Linked DNA regions of Homo sapiens: region 2 is linked to region 1. Evidence: chromatin contacts called from ENCODE Hi-C or POLR2A ChIA-PET data. All regions are on one chromosome and are shown on one strand. The core of a region is the stretch at or near the end of the contact, and the rest is flanking DNA. Distances in the headings are between cores, read along the strand shown.

What was found. Hi-C counts contacts between places; a loop is a spot of excess contacts on that map. ChIA-PET counts read pairs that join two places held with the same protein, here RNA polymerase II (POLR2A). Pooled maps may share reads with other maps.
Region 2: a pooled map shows a loop between it and region 1 (4-fold over the local background). The contact joins the promoter of SEPTIN6 here to the enhancer-like site in region 1. A Hi-C loop is called at or near these places in 1 of 37 single-sample maps with no recorded cell type and 8 of 50 pooled maps. POLR2A ChIA-PET finds 5 or more read pairs at or near these places in 1 of 52 experiments (OCI-LY7).

What each region holds. Positions count from the first base shown.
Region 1 is chrX:118,533,629-118,539,264 of GRCh38, forward strand. The region is part of intron 1 of DOCK11 (dedicator of cytokinesis 11); the gene reads left to right. Among named protein-coding and RNA genes, the nearest start is that of DOCK11, 41 kb to the left of the region's middle. RefSeq lists enhancers at 2,542-2,591, 2,822-2,901, 3,302-3,351. Within about 2 kb of position 3,228, at least 8 of the 41 ENCODE cell types and tissues checked have a DNase peak (open chromatin) inside an H3K27ac peak, as active enhancers do; they include OCI-LY7, where a contact is called at or near this core.
Region 2 is chrX:119,690,186-119,695,821 of GRCh38, forward strand. SEPTIN6 (septin 6) reads right to left here and starts at 2,983. Exons shown (of 11, transcript NM_145799.4): 1 at 2,891-2,983. The coding sequence starts at 2,920. RefSeq lists enhancers at 1,997-2,046, 2,867-2,996 and silencers at 2,537-2,666, 3,177-3,226.

The DNA of each region.
Region 1 (5,636 bases), core at 1,978-4,477:
ACAGGACCTCTAGGAGGTTATGTTTTATTGAATGTAAGTGATTTAGATGGCTAAATCTACATACCTATAGAATGCCTGTGCACTTTACAGTTTTTTCTGCTTAAGAATGCAAGTTATGTTAGAGTTTTGTTTATAAAACTCAGGAAAAAGTCAGAGATGTCTTTTTGTTGTTGTTGTTGTTACAAGTTTAAGGTGAGCACTAAGATCTGAGGCAGGTTATAAAATAGTTGATAGGCATAGAATGAGCACAGTCTAATTTCTCCTTGCAGGAATGAATTATTTGCAATAATTTGTGTATGTCTTTGTGAACTCGTTAAATTCTTTGATTTGTTAGAAAGTCATTATGTATCTCCAAGGCACATTTCTTTTTCTTTCTGTCAATAATGGTGTACTAAAGAATAGAAAAAAAATTCTAATTTTAAAAAGGCTCTTTGCCATTCTAGTCTCTCAATTATTCAAGCCCTTCTTTTCATTTCTTAAACCTCTTTTGTGTTACTTTTGAGTCATTTAAATGCTTATTAGCACAGAGTGAGCACAAAAAGCCAGGAGGAATTGAATTCAAATCAGCTTTCCTACCTGTCAACAAGTTTGTCGAGTAAAGTTTTGGCTAAATTGAGTTTTGGGGTAGAAAGTTCATGAAAATTCTATTTATCCATTTGTAGGTAATCAAGGTTATTTGCATAATATTTGAACTGGCTGTAATGAAAAATGTTTGTTAATAGAGTGTGCACTAATCATATAGTGCATAGTCTTGTTTGTTTCTTATTGTTTTTAAAGTAAATTCTTTGTAAGTTTTTAAAAGTAGCTCTTGAGTTTTTGTAAATAGTTAAATAGACTTGGAAAGGGGAAATAATTCGGCAGTTAAAACAATTTCTTCCCTATGCTAAAACTCTAAGGGAAAAAATGGGTTTTATTTTTCCTTAATGTTTCTATGTTAGATTTAAAGGCCTTCGAAATCATATTGTGCTGATTCTTAGAACATTAAGTTGTTGTTCCTAAATTAAAGCTGGGAAGTGAAAATTTAATTCTGAAAGCATCAGCAACAACTTGTCCTTCTCTCCTTGTGTGCTGCCATTTTAGCTTGGAAGGCATACGTGTAAGAGCAGTCTCTTTGTACTATTTAGCTGGTTATCCCTACACAAAAACTTCTGGCTTTGTAGTTCTCAGGGCTCTCTGCTAGGTTGTGTGGAGGATATTGAGGTGAATTAGACATGGTCCCTTGACAATAGCGTACTGTTGTTTTTTTTTGTAATTTGATTCTTAACCACTTGAAATTGAATCTGCCAACTCCTTTCCCCCAAGTAAAAGACCTAAGGTGCTAATCCCTACTCACTGATGACAAATGCTAAATTGGAAGCAACAGCTTAGGAATGCAAAGATCCTTATCCAATTACATTACAAGCTCTCTAAGCCAGTCATGTTCAGCATCATCAGGGCGATAGGAAGGCAAGATCTCACTTTGGTAAGAATGATAGCGTAGTTTGAGTAAGTTTTAGAAAATTCTAAAATGCAAAGTTCATTCAAGGAAATAAAATGTGGTAGGAGCTGAGAAAATGATTTGCTTTTGTTAAGTTCAACGCATAAAGGTTTATGTGGATCATGGTTAAGAGCACTGGCTTGGGAGTCCATCAGATAAAGATTTGAATCCCAGCTCCACAAATATGTGACACTGGACCTGCCTAAGCCTCAATTTCCTCATCTGTAAAATGGGCATAATAAAATAACCTCTCACAGGATTTTGGGGAGAATTAGATGAGATCATAGATATAAAACGCTTAACCGAGTATACAGCAATGCTTAATGTAAGTGGTAACAGAAAGTACAAGGCACTGTTTGCTGACCGAACCGGTGTTTTTGATCCTGCCTAGGAGACTAAGTAAACCACCCAAAAAGCAGTTAAGTATCCAGGGAATGTTATATATGAGTAAATGCCACAATAGATGGGAAAGACAATAAGGGCTGTTGGGGAGCGAGGAGGGCTATGCTATCATAAGAATCAGGTGAGCTAAGTGTGGGTTGGTAATAAACATGACCCACTGGTCTCATGGAAAGTATGACTTTTCCCTTAGCCGTTTACTTTAAGAAAGGTCAGTGTCCTGAATGCAGTTTGTATTTAGATTCTTATGCCAAGATTTTCCCCAGAAAATAATCTTTATGAAAAGATGTTCATGTCTATTTTGGCAAGTTGGGTTCTGCTAGTTAAAAAGATGCCCCTCCCGCCCCACCACATCACCATTAGATTGTAGTTATGCAAAGCTCCTTCAGTAATTGGAGTTCCTATTGGGGAAGAGACAAAGAGATGAGCTGCTGAAAGATGGTCACATTTGGAACAAACAGGCCATGGTCATAACAAAGTCAAATACTCTTTATTTGAACCTTATGAAGAAATTTCTTACAGGCTGGACACAGTGGCTCATGCCAGCACTTTGGGAGGCTTGATGGGTGGATCACTTGACCTCAGGAGTTTGAGACCAGCCTGGGCAACACGGCAAAACCCCGTCTCTATAAAAAATACAAAAATTAGCCTGATGTGGTGGCACACATGTGTAGTCCCAGCTACTTGGGAGGCTGAGGTGGGAGGATTGCCTGAGCCCAGGGAGGTTGAGGCTGCAGTGAGCTGTGATCAAACTACTACACTCCATCCTGGGCGACAGAGTAAGACCTTGTCTCAAAAAAAAAAAAATCCTTACAGTTATGGTTCCATTATTGACATGCTGTATAGGGTTCCTCTCTAGAAGTCTCTAATCTACAGTGGTGGCATCTCTCACTTCTGTGAATCATAATGCAACTTTTGCTTCTCCTCATATTCACACACCACTCTTGACAGTTACCTAGTCTCTGATCTTACAGGGTTTATGAATAAAACTAGAAGGCAAGATGAAATGATCTGAGACCACATAAATCGATATGATGAAATTCTTCTGATTGATCTAATGGGGAATAGAGGGACTCACACATTTTAGTGTGCAAACACACTTGTACAGTTCCTTTTTTGGAAGAAGATATGGCTATCAAAGGGCATGATAGATGCACAGAAATTACAATAGTCTGTGATCAGCTCTCACATCTTGGGTTTATCTACCTTCCCCACGAGACTGTGAACTTCTCAAGGGCAAGGTCTGTTTTTTTATTCACCTCTGCATTACCAGGGGCTAGCACAGGGCCAGAACCTCAGTAGGAACTCAATAAATGCATCTTTATGCTGAACTCACTTTGTTTTCTGTGCTGCCGGAAATTGCATGCCCCCAGTGGCCATTTTGAGTGCAAAGTGTTATTTTAAGATGCTCTCTAGAGAAAGCACTCTAGGCTCTGCTTACAAATGTCTGAGAGGAAAGGAGAGCCGAATGACTAGGGGATCTGGAGAAATTCCTAAGTGAAGGTCGTGGAGAAATGATGGGAAGGAGAGACTCACCTCTTTTTGAGTGTGCTACTTCTATCCCAAGACTGTTGTTATTTTTCATAAGAAAATGCTCAGATGTCATTGAGGCTGTAGTCTGACTGCAATACTGCAAAAAAGCACTTTTGGGCTAATCATTCTCTTTCTGAAACCAGTAGTTGCCATGTTCCTCCTTGTGCTGAAACTCAGTTTGGAGGATGGGGTGGTGGTAGTGGTGGCGTGGTGGTGCAGGGATGTTTTTGAATTGGCTCTGTGCCCTACTGCTCAGCTTTCTGCCTGCTTTCTGGTATCCCTCCCAGTGTGATAAAGGAGAGATTCTATGATGCCAGTGTTCACTTCAGACTTGCAGAAGAGACATTCTTAGAATTCTTAAGGAGAACTAGTTTCTAAAGTAAAAGATTTACCGGTAAACTAATGACCTTTGGTATGGTATTTAAGCAGAAGTAACCCAGGCTCATTTTGCATTGCTTACAGATAAATATTATGTGATTATTCTTGTGTCTTACACATTTCTAATGATAACATAAATATGCCTGCTAGTCAAATGTGCTTTTGGATACATGAGTGGTTGGATGGTTGAATATATACATTCATGTACATTTTTATGTATTTTAGTATTACAAGCATGGTTTTATATTTATACACATACAGTTACGATGATAAAAGATCAGTCATCCTGTACTGCGAATGTACAGGAACCACCACAAAATTGTAAAGTCTAAGTGGTGATGCTATTAGTGACCCTCAGTGAGGATCCATTGTTTCCTCTCTTTGGACCAAGAAGTGGACTGCAACTGAATCTATTCTGACGAGTTTCCTTTTTTGCTATCTGTCCTTTCCACTTATATTAGAAATAAAATTATCTCAATTTATGGAGCTGTGCATTTCTTCCCATTTGTAGAGTTTGCACATAGAAAGCTCATTGAGATTTGGTCCTTAGTGGCCTGAGTAAGCAACGGAAAAGTGTACTGCATCCCACACCATGGTACCAAAATTGGCATTTTTATTTTACTAGAGATAGAAAAATGCAATTTATTCTCCTTTATGGGATGATATGAAGCTTTCTTTTTCAATAAATGTTTTCAATGAAGAAGATATTTGATTTGAAGAAAAATATGAAGTAAATGATAATACAGATGGTGTGGCAAATATGAGGATTATATGTGAATAAGTTCGGGAAACTAATAGAAACAAGGATTAGGAGTTGGGAGACCTGGGTTTGAATCCTGGTTCAGCTCCTAATGTAGACAGATGAACTTAGGCCTCTGAGCCAGTTTCCTGATGGATAAAGTTGAAATGATGGTATTTTCCTTGTCTACTTGACAAAGCGTTTGGTAACAAACAGAATGCATATGAAAGTGTTTTCTTAAGACTGCAAAGTGACCTTGAAATGAATTAACAAAAAATACTAATATTATTAGCAAGTTATTCAAGAAAACTTAGGAGTCAGTGAATGAAAACTTTTAAGAACAAATCATTTTGTTTTGTTTTGTTTTCCCCATGGTGAAAACTGAGTTGGTTCCAAATTTAGGTTGACGGTTTTCCTGTCACTACTTACGGGAAGAAGACTGAAACATATGCTCACTTCTCTCCAGATTGCATAAATGCCTTCGCCTTTTACTTAGCACTGCTCCGGAACTGTATGGAAGTTGCTATTATTTGAATGTTTAAGGTACCATTTATTGTAACGGGTTTTTGGAGTTATGAAAAAGCACCTTTGCAGGCCAATCAGTGCACACTGGCAGAAAGGATAAATTACAAAGCTGAAAGAAAGACCCTCTTTGAGTGTATTGGAAGCTTTTATGTATAAGTCTAATAATAGAATGAGAAAGCTGAATGAGAAAGTTAGATAAGGGATATGATGGAGACTGCAGGGCAGAACCACCATTAAATCATGATAATTCTATAGGTCAAAAGGTTTTCTTTGTCTCTGATGCCTGCAGAGTTATAACTGAATCCTACTAGAAGGGAAATGCAGGGTTCAGTCCCTTCTCATCTTTCTTCTTGGAGAGATGAATCCTGATTCACAGGCCTAAATCTTCTATTAGGGGAAGCTTTGTGGGACCCAGAGTAGCCACCCTAACTTTTCCGCAATTGAGCTACCCCTGACAAAAAAAGTAGGCGTGAAGACCCAGAATGCTTAGTTTAATCAGTTTTAAATGAAAAGTGAAACTTTGTTTTCTATAACATAAATATATGTCCTTCAAAACATGTGGTAAGCTGTGTTTCATTTTTAGAA
Region 2 (5,636 bases), core at 1,733-4,232, 1.2 Mb after region 1:
ACGGACTTGTATTATGTGCACCAGAATTGAACTTCCAAGTTGGCTGCGTGCAATGTAAGCCCTACCCAACAACTTGAAGGCTTGTTTTAGTCACTAAGGATGTTTACCCACAGTGACTCTCAACTGATTCTAGAAAGAACACACCCCCCACATACATACACATACACACACACACACACACACACACACACACACACACACACTAGGGCACTTACTCGCATGGTACCACGTCTCAGAGCTCATTAAAAAGAATTCCTGGCCGGGAGCAGTGGCTCATGCCTGTAATCCCAACACTTTGGGAGGCTGAGGCGGGTGGATCACAAGGTCAGGAGTTCGAGACCAGCCTGGCCAACATGGTGAAAACCCCCCTCTACTAAAAATATCAAAACTAGCCAGGTGTGGTGGCGGGTGCCTGTAATCCCAGCTACTCGGGAGGCTGAGGCAGGAGAATCGCTTGAACCTGGGAGGCTGAGGTTGCAGTGAGCCGAGATCATGCCACTTGCACTCCAGCCTGGGCAACAGAGCAAGACTCCGTCTCAAAAAAAAAAAAAAAAAAAAAAAAGAATTCCTAAGCTAGCCACACTTAGGTTTATTCTCTAGTCTTCTGTTCCCAAACCCTGAATACATGTTCCTTGGAGGAAACAAGCAGCAACCAGATGTCCAAGGTCTCCTGAGTTAACTCCGTCTTCCCTGGTGAATTACAACTTATTGCAGACACAAAGGAGAACAGAGAGACAAATGACACATAAACAGGAGCTTCACTGGCTGGGGGAGGGGGGCATGGAGAGTGACGTCAGTTTTCCCAGAAACCCATTTATCACGATAACAAGGTCTCGAGTGCTTAGGCTGCTCTTTCAGCTTCAGAATCTGGCGTACAATTATGTTCTTCATCATACAGTATGGCAAGGCCAGCCAGAGCAAACTGGAGCCATGCAAAGCAAACCAAGTGGCCCTAAAGCACCCCCTCACCCCCATCTGCAGAACAAAGGGCATCTCTAGGTTGCCTGAGTTGTGCCTGAGGTGAAACACACACAACCTTCTGGAATGTTCCCCATTGCAACATCTGCCCTGCAATCCTAATCCAGGCAAGAGAAACTGGTGAGAGTATGGAGGACAGGTCGATGCAAATTCATTAGCTGACATGAAAAATCATTAGCGTCATTTTTGGATGGAGCTAGTGTAATCCCAGAGATTAATTCCTCTACTTCAGCTATACCATCTCTGAAATGCAGGTAACCAGGAGCAGAAAAGCCACAGCAGAAAAGAGGGAGCCCTCAAAACACTAAAGCAATAAACAACGAGAGTGCCAATCTTGGGGGAAGAAAATTCTCTCAAATTGCATCATCACAGAGAATGTCCCCTGTCTACTCCTGGTCCTTCCACAACATGACTGCATAAAGTGCTCTGTGCTAGGGTGTGCAGGGGGTGGAGGAGGTTCCGAAGAAATGATCCTGCCCTTCCAAACAGGGACAAAAGAGACATTAATACATATTCTGTAGAGAAAATATTATCAGATTCTGGCTTCAGATTTTGTAAAATCAATTTCAATTACACCAAATACCTAGAGGCTTTTTTTTTGTACTGTAGTTGCATTGCATGAACTATTTTCCTAAATAAGTAAGCTACAAGGTTGAAAAACATTTTTATGTGGTTCAGAGATTTTCGTCAAGTAGTATGTGGTGTCATGGGATTTGACCTACCTCTGTCTCCCACTCCTTCCTCACCTCGGGGTGCTGGTGGGCTTATTAAAGTCCCAGATACCCATGGATGAATAGAATAGCTAGGGTGTCCCCCCCAAATGGAATTCATCGCCCTTTGCAACCAAACTTCTGGTTTAAAAAACAAACATGGAGCCTCAGGTCACTTCAACATGGTTTCTCTGCACATCCCAGGCTGGAAAACTTCAGTTCTTTAAATGAAGATTTTTTTTTTCCCAGAGTCGGTCGCCAACAAAAAAAGAGACGGCACCGCTTTTGCGAGTCTCACACTTATTTTCCTGAGTCTCCATAGAAAGAAGCCAGCTCCACAGGTTTTGGCACACAAGCCCAGTTACACTGAACATGCACCCGAGACAGATCCTCAGAGGCCCGCTCCAAAACATGCCAAAATACGCAGCCAGCCACCTACAGGCCAGCCAACTGCACCCCACACTGACGCACAAATGAGACCCAGAGGCACACAGCACAAGCAGACAGAGAGGCGTTCGGACACACACCACAGAGGTGAGCACACTCAGAGAAACACGCGGACTTCTTTGGGTCACAGACAGAACCCCGGCGCCGCCGCCGCCCGCCCGGGAAGACACGAGCGCGCGCGCGTGCACACATACGCGCACACCGATACACACACAGACGCAGTCACATATGTAATGCATATAGAGAAACCCTATCCCAGCCAGTCACCTCCCCGCCCCCCTCGCCACTCACCGCCTTCTGCCCCAGGCTAACCCCAGCCCCGCGCCTCTTTGCCTGTGCGGTCCCGGGTCACAACGGGCAGCCGTGCGCAGGGGCGCGGCAAGGCCAGGGTGCCAGGGACCCGGAGGGCTCGGCGGCTCCTACGGCCATTCATTCGGCAACGCCCCAGCCGTGGGGCCGCAGCTGCAGCGAGGGAGGCGGTGGCGCTCACTGCGGCTCTTGGGCAATGCAAGTTCAGCCGCCGGCCCGCAGGTTTTGCCTGCCCCCCTGCCGCCCCCCGCCCCCCGCGCGCCACCACCGTTTTCCGGGACAGGCTGAGGGACTGAGCTGCTGACCCCGGGAGCAGAAGTCCCACCGTGCCCTTGGCTCCTGGATGCTGCCCACTGCCCTCCTCGCGATGTGGCGGCGGCGGCCAGGTCTCCTTGACCCTCACCAGGCCCTCGGCCCCGGCCCTGGCACCCAAGCTCTGCACTTACCACCTGGCGAGCTATATCGGTCGCTGCCATCGCTCCTGCGTCCGCCAGGGCTGCCACGGGTGCCGCCGCAACGGGAGCTACTGCACAGGAAACAGAGGAGCTCCTCCGACAAAGAGAAAGTGTTACACTTCGGGCGCGACCAAGTCCGGTGGGGGGAGGTGCAAGGGAGGGGCCCCCTCGCCGCTGCTCCAACCCCAACCTCCCCTCTACCGCCCACCCCTTGAAAGTAGGGTATGGAGAGGGGGCGGATTTAACGCGCCGCTTCCCCCTATGGCCAGACCAGTTCCAGTTCTTCCTGCAACCCCAGCCATAGGCTTCTACGAAGGGGGGCGGGGGCTCCCCTCGGTGACCACGTCCTCTGCCCCCCCCGCCACTTGGCTCCGTGGTACGTCCCGACCTCTGCTGAATTGTCACACCCCCCTGCTCTCCTTTACATCCCTAAGTCCCCAGACCCCGAAGGCTGGAAGGGAGCCCCCGCCCCTCCCCCCTCCCATACTCTGCTCAGCGGCCGAGCTCTGCAGTTCTCCTCCCGGCCCCCGTTACCCCCCTTCCTTTCCACCGAGATCCCAAGGTGCTTAGATGGGTGCGCCTTGGCCGCTGGAGTCTCGATGCCCCACTGTCGTGTCTCCCTCCCTCCATGGCCCGGGAGCGCAGCTGCGGCCGAGGTACCGGGGAGGCCTGCGGCACCTGCCGCTCCACAGTAGAGCTTAGAAAGGGGGCCCGTGGGGGGAGCCGCACTGCAGCCCGGCAACTGAGCTGAGCTGTGGCATGTGGGGTCCGAGGCTAGAGGTCTTGAGACGCTGCTTCTGCCCTGGGGTTTCCAAGCCTTGGGTGCTGTGGGCTGTAATTTCGTGGAGCCAAGCTCACCACCTTTGGGTACCTAGTACAGACGGAACCCACGCCTCCTCTCTCCGACCCAGCCCTAGACGCTCAGCAAGACCACCCACCCCTTCTAGTACCAGAGGAAGGGCTGGAGATGAAGGTTCTCAGCTCTATGGAGCGAAATGGAGGGGCGGGTGACGGGGAGCGGCCTCCAGTCACTCTGTCCCGCCCCCTGATTTCTCCTTGACCCTCATTCAGCCCGGGACAAGGCGGCCAATAGGGCGCAGAGGAGAGAACTTCCGAAGGCAGGGGTGCGCCCGCCCGCCCTCCTTATCCCCGTGGCCCACCTCCGCGGGTCCTCTCTCGTGGGCACCTCTCCACTTCTCCGGCCTTGGCGCCCTCCCCTCTCTCTTGGGACTGGCCTCTTGCTAGCTCCCTGTCACTGGAGCACGCTGGCAGATTTGGCATGCCCGAGGCCCCAGCGGGAGGGACAGTACATTCCACTCCTCAAAAGGGCAGGTTCCCTGGTGTGGGAGAGAGACCTGGGCCCGCCAGAGGGACCCCAGATGGGGGAGGGGATGACAAGGCTATGGAGGAAACCCGGGCCCAAGAGGGGGCCCCAATGGAGCATGGAAGATGACCCCGTAAAGGCCCAAGGCTGGAGCAGCTGAGGAGGAGGCAGGAGAGAGGGAAAAAGAAAAGAAGGAACCAGGGAGAGAGAGGAAGAAGGGACTCGATCCAGAGGCCCTGGTCTCGGAGAAGTCAGGGAAGACAAGAAAATGGAGTAGCCAAAGAAGAGCATGCCTGGCACTTGGTTCCACCTGCTGGATGGAGCTTCTCACACTCTCTCGGGAAGCCCTTTATGTATGTACCCTGTGCGCCTGGAGAACAAGGACTCAGCAAACGCATCCCAGGGCCGAGTGCAGGGCCTCGCAGTCAGGAGGCACTCTATTAAGCTGAGGGCAGAGAACTTGGATGCGTGCGAGGGGGGCGGGGAGAAGAAAGAAGAGACACAGTGAGGGAATAGCAGTAAGGACAGTCATGAAGAGCCAAGTATTCAGGGAGCGCCACTGTGCGCCTTCATTGTGCTGGAGACCCAGGAGCGGCCTAAAGAGAAGAGCCTGGCAAAATCAGGGATCAGCGCAGAGGAGCTCCGCGAGACAGAAGGCGCAGGCCATAGGGCGGATGGCGGTGGCAAGGAAGAGGGGCAGCTGGAGTCTTTCAGACTCTCTGGAGCTTTGGGGCAGGGCCTGAGCCCTGGACTGGGTTGGCAGTGACACGGGGGACCAGTGCTATATCTGAGGAACCACGGTGAGGCTTGGGCCCCAACCGCATGGGGGCGGGGAGTCAGAGGTGACTGGCGGCTTCCAGGCTGGGTGTCTGGGACAGGGCTCTTCCCTGGCAAAGGCTAGGGCGTGGTGGACTGAAAGGCCCCGAGGTCACTAGCCCCGATCTGGACTTGGGGTTTGGGTGGTGGTGGGACAAAAGGGGAGAATTTGGAAGCCAGAGCAGAAAGCTGCTGCCGGAACGGGAGGGGACTGGAGGGCTGCGGGTCTCCCGGGAGAATCCCCCACGCACTGCCCCGCCCGCCTTAGCACTCCTCGCGGACTGAAGCTCCGTACTTACCGGCCCAGCGCTGGGGGCACCTGAGCACGGAATCCTTGGTGTCTCATCCATATGCCCCATTCGGCCCTCCTGTCCCTAGAGACTACCAGAACCTCACTGCGTCCTCCTCCTCCAAAACGCTGAACCTCGAAGACCTGAACTAAGTGCTTAATTCAAGTCTCCTGGGACCCTTTGGTTCCTCCAATACCTGCCCACCTGCGGCTACAAGTCCCTCCTGGGGCCTGGGCCTCCAGCCTCCTTCGGTGGGGTGTGGGTCAGTGTGTGTGTTGGTCTTGATGTGTGAGTAGATGTGTCGGTG